Linked DNA regions of Homo sapiens: region 1 is linked to region 2. Evidence: chromatin contacts called from ENCODE Hi-C or POLR2A ChIA-PET data. All regions are on one chromosome and are shown on one strand. The core of a region is the stretch at or near the end of the contact, and the rest is flanking DNA. Distances in the headings are between cores, read along the strand shown.

Region 1 (3,077 bases), core at 235-2,734, 45 kb before region 2:
GAGCTTCTCTACCCAATCCTGTTAACATCAGAGCCCCTACCTGCCAAACCTAAGGTGCTTCTGATGCATTTTTCTTAGAGCAGAGCAAACATATGTGAGCCATAATCGTAGAAGCAAAGGAGATTAAATGCCTTGCCTCTTACCATAGATTATAAGCCTGTTAAAAACAGACCTGAGGCCTGTTCATCTTTATAATCCTGGTTCTTAGCGATACCCTGCCATCCAAATGATCAGTGAAAGTGTCATGAATTAAAAAAAAAGAAAACAAAAAAAAAAGGGAGAGCAGACTTCCCTTATGTCATTCCCCAGAATTCAGATAGCCATATGCCCTAGATTAACTGGGGTAATCTTGAGTTCAGATCTTTCCTTTCCCTGTCTTCAGAATTAATATTGTCTTGACAGCTGATGCATCCTGTATTTTGGTTCAGCAAATGGGCATGTTTGATCTTGACTGCAGGATCGTATTTGCTTGTTTTTTTTCCAACCTTTTCTGGGGTCACAGACCTCTTTGCAAATCTGGTGAGAACTAGGGATCTTCACTCCCTAAAAATGCAAGTGTATACATGTTCAAATGTTTGAATTCAATTTTAGGAAGTTGTCAGGCCCTCTAAAATATCCTTAAATTCCAAGATATAATCTGCTTCTGTAGGGTTGATATCATGGCTTGCATTTTATTCCTCCAACAGTGAAAGCAGATTCTGCTTTCGACATGGGTTTAACTGAGTTGGACAAGGTGGGAGAGACGATGGCAGTCTTTTCCTCAGCTGACTATTTTCTAGCTAGGAATGCTGAATTCAACCCAGGTTACAAAACCGTAGCTGATGCAGAGGAATGAAAATGCAGCAGACATATCCTTTCTAAAATTTAGGGATGTGTGAGTATGTGGAAAAGCAGAGGAGACAAGTTGTATTATTAATTTTTTAAAATGAGAATCCTTTTCTCAAAGGCCCATAGATCTATCTTCTTATTTAAAATTAAAAAAAAAAAAAAACTAGCTTTGGCTGCAGAGCAATCATGCTTCTTAAGGCTTCTAAAAGAATGTTCTGATGAAAGACGACACAGTCCTAGGGCTTCATCAACATCCACAGCTGACATCTCTGTTATGAGTTCCAGGAGCTCGGTGAACTGTTCAAGAATGAACGGAAAATGCAAAAGTAAATTATGTCATGCCTTAAGACTGTGGTGTGGTAATGCCACATGTACTAGAAAAGAGATTTCGAGTGGTTATACGAAACTCAGATGTACCCCTGGGAATGCATTTGAAGCTCACCGGTTTCAGAAGCCTGCTGGATCATTGGAAATGCATTGAAATGAATTCATTGTCCATGTGTTTATGGATGACTTCTGAAAGAAAAATAGCAATGTTTGACATAAGGCCAAGAAATAGACCAAACTTCCTCAGAACGGAATGTGATTTTAGCAAGCTTCCAAAATTCCAGTTGCTCATTGAAGCTTAGTGAAGATAGTCAGACCTCGTGGGATGGAAATAGAGGCTGAACAGCACACAGAGATGCAGAGCCATCCTGTGAATATTTTGGTCTAAGCTGGGGTAAGTCCTTTTCTCAAGGTCCTGACCAGGTCCTTAGGAATATGCTGAGCTTAAAACCCTTCCCTTTAAGTTTTTGAATCTCAAAGAAAAGTGTCCTTTGGAGATGTTGGATGAAAGTTGAACATCGGTAGGTGAAACTCTTTGAGCACTTTGCAAACTACTGCAGCCAGACAGCTCTTTGCATGAATTCTGAACTGAAGAATGTCATTCAAATTCTTCTGGGCCCATTTTCTACCACTCCAAAAGGAAATGCCCAGAGGAAGGGAAGCCTTGGGAAAACAGAAATATTAGGAGGAAGCTGTGATTTCCAAATGGCAAGACAGCCCCACCATCAATACTTGAAGTTGGTAAGGTAAGAGCTATTTAGCAGAGTCTAAAACAAGCTCGCTAACATTTTGAGAGTCGGGTATACTCTGGAGGAAGGGTTGTTTATTGAACATTCTCCTTGTCTCTTGAGATAAATGACGCACTGGAGAGAATGAGGATTTGAGGAGTTTATTGCTTATATTTGCATTGAAGAGACCAGAGTCAGATAAATGGAAAAGAGAATAATGCAAGACTTGTGGATGTTGGATTCATAAAAAAGAAAGCAAATGAAAGCTGGAGATGCCTAAAAAAGACTTCTTATATGCCATGAGAGATAAGGTAATCTTGAAGGATGGACAGAGTTTGGATAGGCATAAATGGGAAGGGAGAATGATGTAAGCAAAGATGAGCCTTGTTCATTCTGGGACCAACTTGGAGGACATTTGAGAGCCTGGAGGACATATGAGGGTCAGGGTTCATACTTTGTTGTGTATCAGAATGATGACCTAGACAGCCTCTTAAAAGTGCAGATTCCCGTCTGGGCGCAGTGGCTCACGCCTGTAATCCCAGCACTTTGGGAGGCTGAGGTGGGCAGATCCGAGGTCAGGAGATTGAGACTGTCCTGGTTAACACGGTGAAACCCAGTCTCTTCTAAAAATACAAAAAAATTAGCCGGGTGTGGTGGCAGGCACATCTAGTCCCAGCTACTCAGGAGGGTGAGGCATGAGAATCACTTGAACCTGGGAGGTGGAGGTTGCAGTGAGCCAAGATCTCACCACGGCACTCCATCCTGGGCAACAGAGTGAGACACACCTTTGTAGACTCTGATTTCATGGGTCAAGGCTTGGGCTCAGAGATCTGCATTTCTAACAAGCGAGCCAGATGATTTTGACACAGCTAGTCCATAGACCACACTTTGTGAAACACCGACGTCTACTTCCTCTTGGCTTCTTTGTTTAATCATTAAAAGCACCAAGCAGGGATAGGGTCCTAAGAAGGTTGAGTCTAGAACTTGAAGAAAAATGTACCTTCAAGAGCTAAAGCAAGATGGGATGTGAAAAGCCAGGACACACAGGCAAAGACATAACAAAAATGCAGTGAGCTAATATCACATTCAATCTTGTTCCCACCTTGCTGCAGCCTCCACCCAGGTAACCCCAACCAGTTCCAGGCTAACACTGAACCCCATCAAACCATCCTTCTTACAACTCACGTCGCTCAA
Region 2 (3,422 bases), core at 707-3,206:
GATTTGAACCCAAGAAGTCCAATTCCCCACCCTACTTTTTTAAACAGCTTTAGAACTGATCCTTTGAATAGTTCCACAACTTCTTGCAAATAGTTGCCGTCTTAACTTCTGTCTTCCTAAGACATGTATTAAAATCAGAGCCCATACTATACATAACAGCATGCTGTGTGTGTTCACATGTAAAGAGTATGTATTACTACAGGTATCATTGTCGTGTTAGCAAGGGAGGCAGATGTGGCTCCATGAGTGGGAGCATGCACCCTGGAGGCCGTCTGCCTCATTTCAATTCCAACTCCTCACTTTACCAGCTGTGAAACCTGTGACGGCGACTTAACCGCTTTGAGCCTCATCTGGAAAATGGGGCAGTAACAGTACCCATCTGACAAGTGTGTGGTGAGGGTTAAATTAGCGACTATATACATAGTGCAGAAACAGTGCCTGGCAAATAGGAACTGCTACAGAATTTGATGTGGGAATGTGCACAGCTGAGCAGCCTGGTGCCTGCCAGCCGGGCCCGTGTCCTTTACTCACGACTTTGTGGCATTGCTCACAAAGAATGGAGCTATTTCCAGGCTCAGGCTGTCTTTCAGGTGGATCGTAGTTAATGATGTCTCCATCCAGCTGTAACCTTGGACCTAACTCTACATCCCCCTATCTGACTTCTCTCCTATTGTCCCCATGGGCTCACCCTGCTCCAGCCATGCGGGTCATCGAAATGCTCTGTCCCAGGGCCTTTGCACCTGCTGTTCTCTCCATCTGCAGTGCTCTCTGGGTGGTTACTTCACCCTTTCAAACCTCTGCTCAAATGTCCAGACCATCCTCCCTCCCTTGTAAGTCTTCCTGTTCTCCAAGCACTTACCCCATCGGACATTCCGCAGGTTTTACTTGTTTCTTTTGTTTATCGTGTGCCTCCTACACTAGAATATCAGTTCCACGAGGGCAGGGATATCTGTCTGTTTTGCTCACTGCTGTCTCCTTGGTATCTAGAAAAGTGCCTGGCATATCACAGGACCTCAGTAAACATTTGTTGAGTGAATAAATAAATAGGGGAAACAATGAAAGGGGAAGAGGTCGTGAAATTTTTGTCAAGACACAAGGAAGACCGACTTCAGGAGTGTAGAAATTGAAAACGGTGATAACAGCCAACTCAGAAAATAAATGGGAATAAAAGAGTCCACAACCCCGTTCCATTTTCAAAAGAAAAATCCGCTTGCGTTGTGCTTTAATAAAACCTTGCACTTTGGTAACAGCCCATTTATATGTTCAAGGGGAGAGTGATCAATATCTCTGCAGCTCTGGTATTTCCTGGACCCAGTCAAAAGGCACAAGGTCACCCAAAGTCACTGTCACAAAGTAAAGTGGGATGAAGTCATTGAGAAAACCTTCTAGTTTTTCCAAAGCCTTCTGAAGGCCCTGCAGCTGCTGTGTGTCTAGCCCTGCATCAAAGATTCCTACCTCTGCCATTTCCTAACCAGACAGGAGGATGCATCAAAGGAAGCAGTTTGTCTCATGTCCGGGGTTACTAGCATCTCCTCTGGAAATGGTGATGAACCTCAGGCTAACACAACGAATGTGCCTCTTTCAGATGATTCCTGAACCACAGCCAGGCCAATGTGATGGACGGAGGTCTTGCCAGGCCACTTGGGGGGTGAGGCTGGGATGTTCCTAAGACTGAAAGGCAAAGGCGTGCCTCAGAGGGTTGGACTGTTAAAAAGGAGGTCTTGGTGCTGATGTTTGGAGCGCCTGGGTACATCACGTGCTTGTCTCTGTGCCATGGCCGCCGTCCCAGCTCGGCACAGCAGGAGCTTGTGCAAGCCTCCGTCAGCTCCATTGGGGAAGGGAAAGGAGCACAATATACTTCCTACAGAAAGCCCTGGCCCTCAGCCCTCAGAGGCTCGCAGCTGTGCACATCTGGAACAAACTGTCCCAGTGGAGTTGCACACGTGCTCCCAGCATACTCTCTGAATCCGACACCAAGTGCGGAGCCAGGAGGGCCCGGCATGCATGCTGCCTAGCCACGTGAGCCACCTTTCACTCATCTCCAAGCAGAAACCATCGGCCTTTGTGACTTCAACTCCGAGTTGAAAGTGTGCCTTTGTTCATCTGTCCCGCAGCTCGTTGGACATGTCAATAACCTGACAGACCTTTGAGTCTCTCTACCTGACGCCCAGCCCCGTGATTACCTCTCCTCTTTCCATCCCTCCAAATTTGGAGCTACTCTGCATTTTGCTTTTGTTTGGACTTTGCAAAATTGAGATGCCAATGCAATAAACGTGTGTTGACCATTTACCATGGAGACAGCAAGGTGAGCTTCTCTTACTTCTATTAAATCATTTAATCTCTACATATTCCTGCGAGGTTGTAGTCACCTGCATTCCAGGTGAGATTCTAAGAACAAAAGCAACTTGCACAGAGGCTTGACAGACAGGTAGCAGGCAGAGCTGGGACTTAAACACAGCCTGGTCTGATGACAAACTCACCACTGACATGAAGTCAAACATTTGAGAAATGAATTTAATATTCTGAAGCAAAGCAGCTTAACTCGCCAATGCATTTGGTTCTCCCTGGTATAGATTCTAGATTAAACGAATAGCAAAAGAAGCTTTTCTTCCAGAATTATAGTTGAACTCTGTGTTTTTTTAGGCGCAGTGGCTCACGCCTGTAATCCCAGCACTTTGGGAGGCCGAGGCAGGTGGATCACGAGGTCAGGAGATCGAGACCATCCTGGCTAACACGGTGAAACCCCGTGGTCTACTAAAAATACAAAAAAAAAAAAAAAAATACAAAATTTAGCCAGGCGTGGTGGCGGGCACTTGTAGTCCCAGCTACTCGGGAGGCTGAGGCAGGAGAATGGTGTGAACCCGGGAGGCAGAGCTTGCAGTGAGCCAAGATTGCACCACTGCACTCCAGCCTGGGTCAAAGAGAAAGACTCTGTCTCAAAAAAAAAAAAAAAGAAAGAAAGAAAGAAAGAAAGAATCTTGAAATGTTTCCCAAAATACAGTTTTGGGACAGTTTTGGGACAGTTTTGGGACGGTGGAGGGTTCATTGTGATCTACCGTGATGAAGGGTCTCAGGCTCTCCTCTCTCTCTTCATCCGTTCAGTCTCTTGCACTTCATATAAATGCCTGAGCTTCTATCAAATTGTCTAATTTTTCCCCCATTCTTACCCTTCCCCCTTCTTTTCTTTTTTTTTTTTCTCTTTTTTTTTTTTTAATGTTTTTTTTTTTTATTATACTCTAAGTTTTAGGGTACATGTGCACATTGTGCAGGTTAGTTACATATGTATACATGTGCCATGCTGGTGCGCTGCACCCACTAACGTGTCATCTAGCATTAGGTATATCTCCCAATGCTATCCCTCCCCCCTCCCCCGACCCCACCACAGTCCCCAGAGTGTGATATTCCCCTTCCTGTGTCCATGG

What was found. Hi-C counts contacts between places; a loop is a spot of excess contacts on that map. ChIA-PET counts read pairs that join two places held with the same protein, here RNA polymerase II (POLR2A). Pooled maps may share reads with other maps.
Region 1: a loop to region 2 is called in a map of heart right ventricle, with 7 times the contacts of the local background. The contact joins two enhancer-like sites. A Hi-C loop is called at or near these places in 4 of 168 maps with a recorded cell type or tissue (Right ventricle myocardium inferior, gastrocnemius medialis, heart right ventricle and 1 more) and 3 of 50 pooled maps. POLR2A ChIA-PET finds 5 or more read pairs at or near these places in 1 of 52 experiments (HCT116).

Annotation. Positions count from the first base shown.
Region 1 is chr1:14,302,857-14,305,933 of GRCh38, reverse strand. It overlaps LOC124903847 (a long non-coding RNA gene), which reads right to left. Exons shown (of 3, transcript XR_007065475.1): 3 at 1-3,077. It also overlaps a transcript of KAZN not described here. Among named protein-coding and RNA genes, the nearest start is that of KAZN-AS1, 120 kb to the left of the region's middle. Within about 2 kb of position 1,484, at least 2 of the 41 ENCODE cell types and tissues checked have a DNase peak (open chromatin) inside an H3K27ac peak, as active enhancers do.
Region 2 is chr1:14,257,750-14,261,171 of GRCh38, reverse strand. It overlaps a transcript of KAZN not described here. Among named protein-coding and RNA genes, the nearest start is that of KAZN-AS1, 160 kb to the left of the region's middle. RefSeq lists an enhancer at 1,361-1,860. Within about 2 kb of position 1,956, at least 5 of the 41 ENCODE cell types and tissues checked have a DNase peak (open chromatin) inside an H3K27ac peak, as active enhancers do.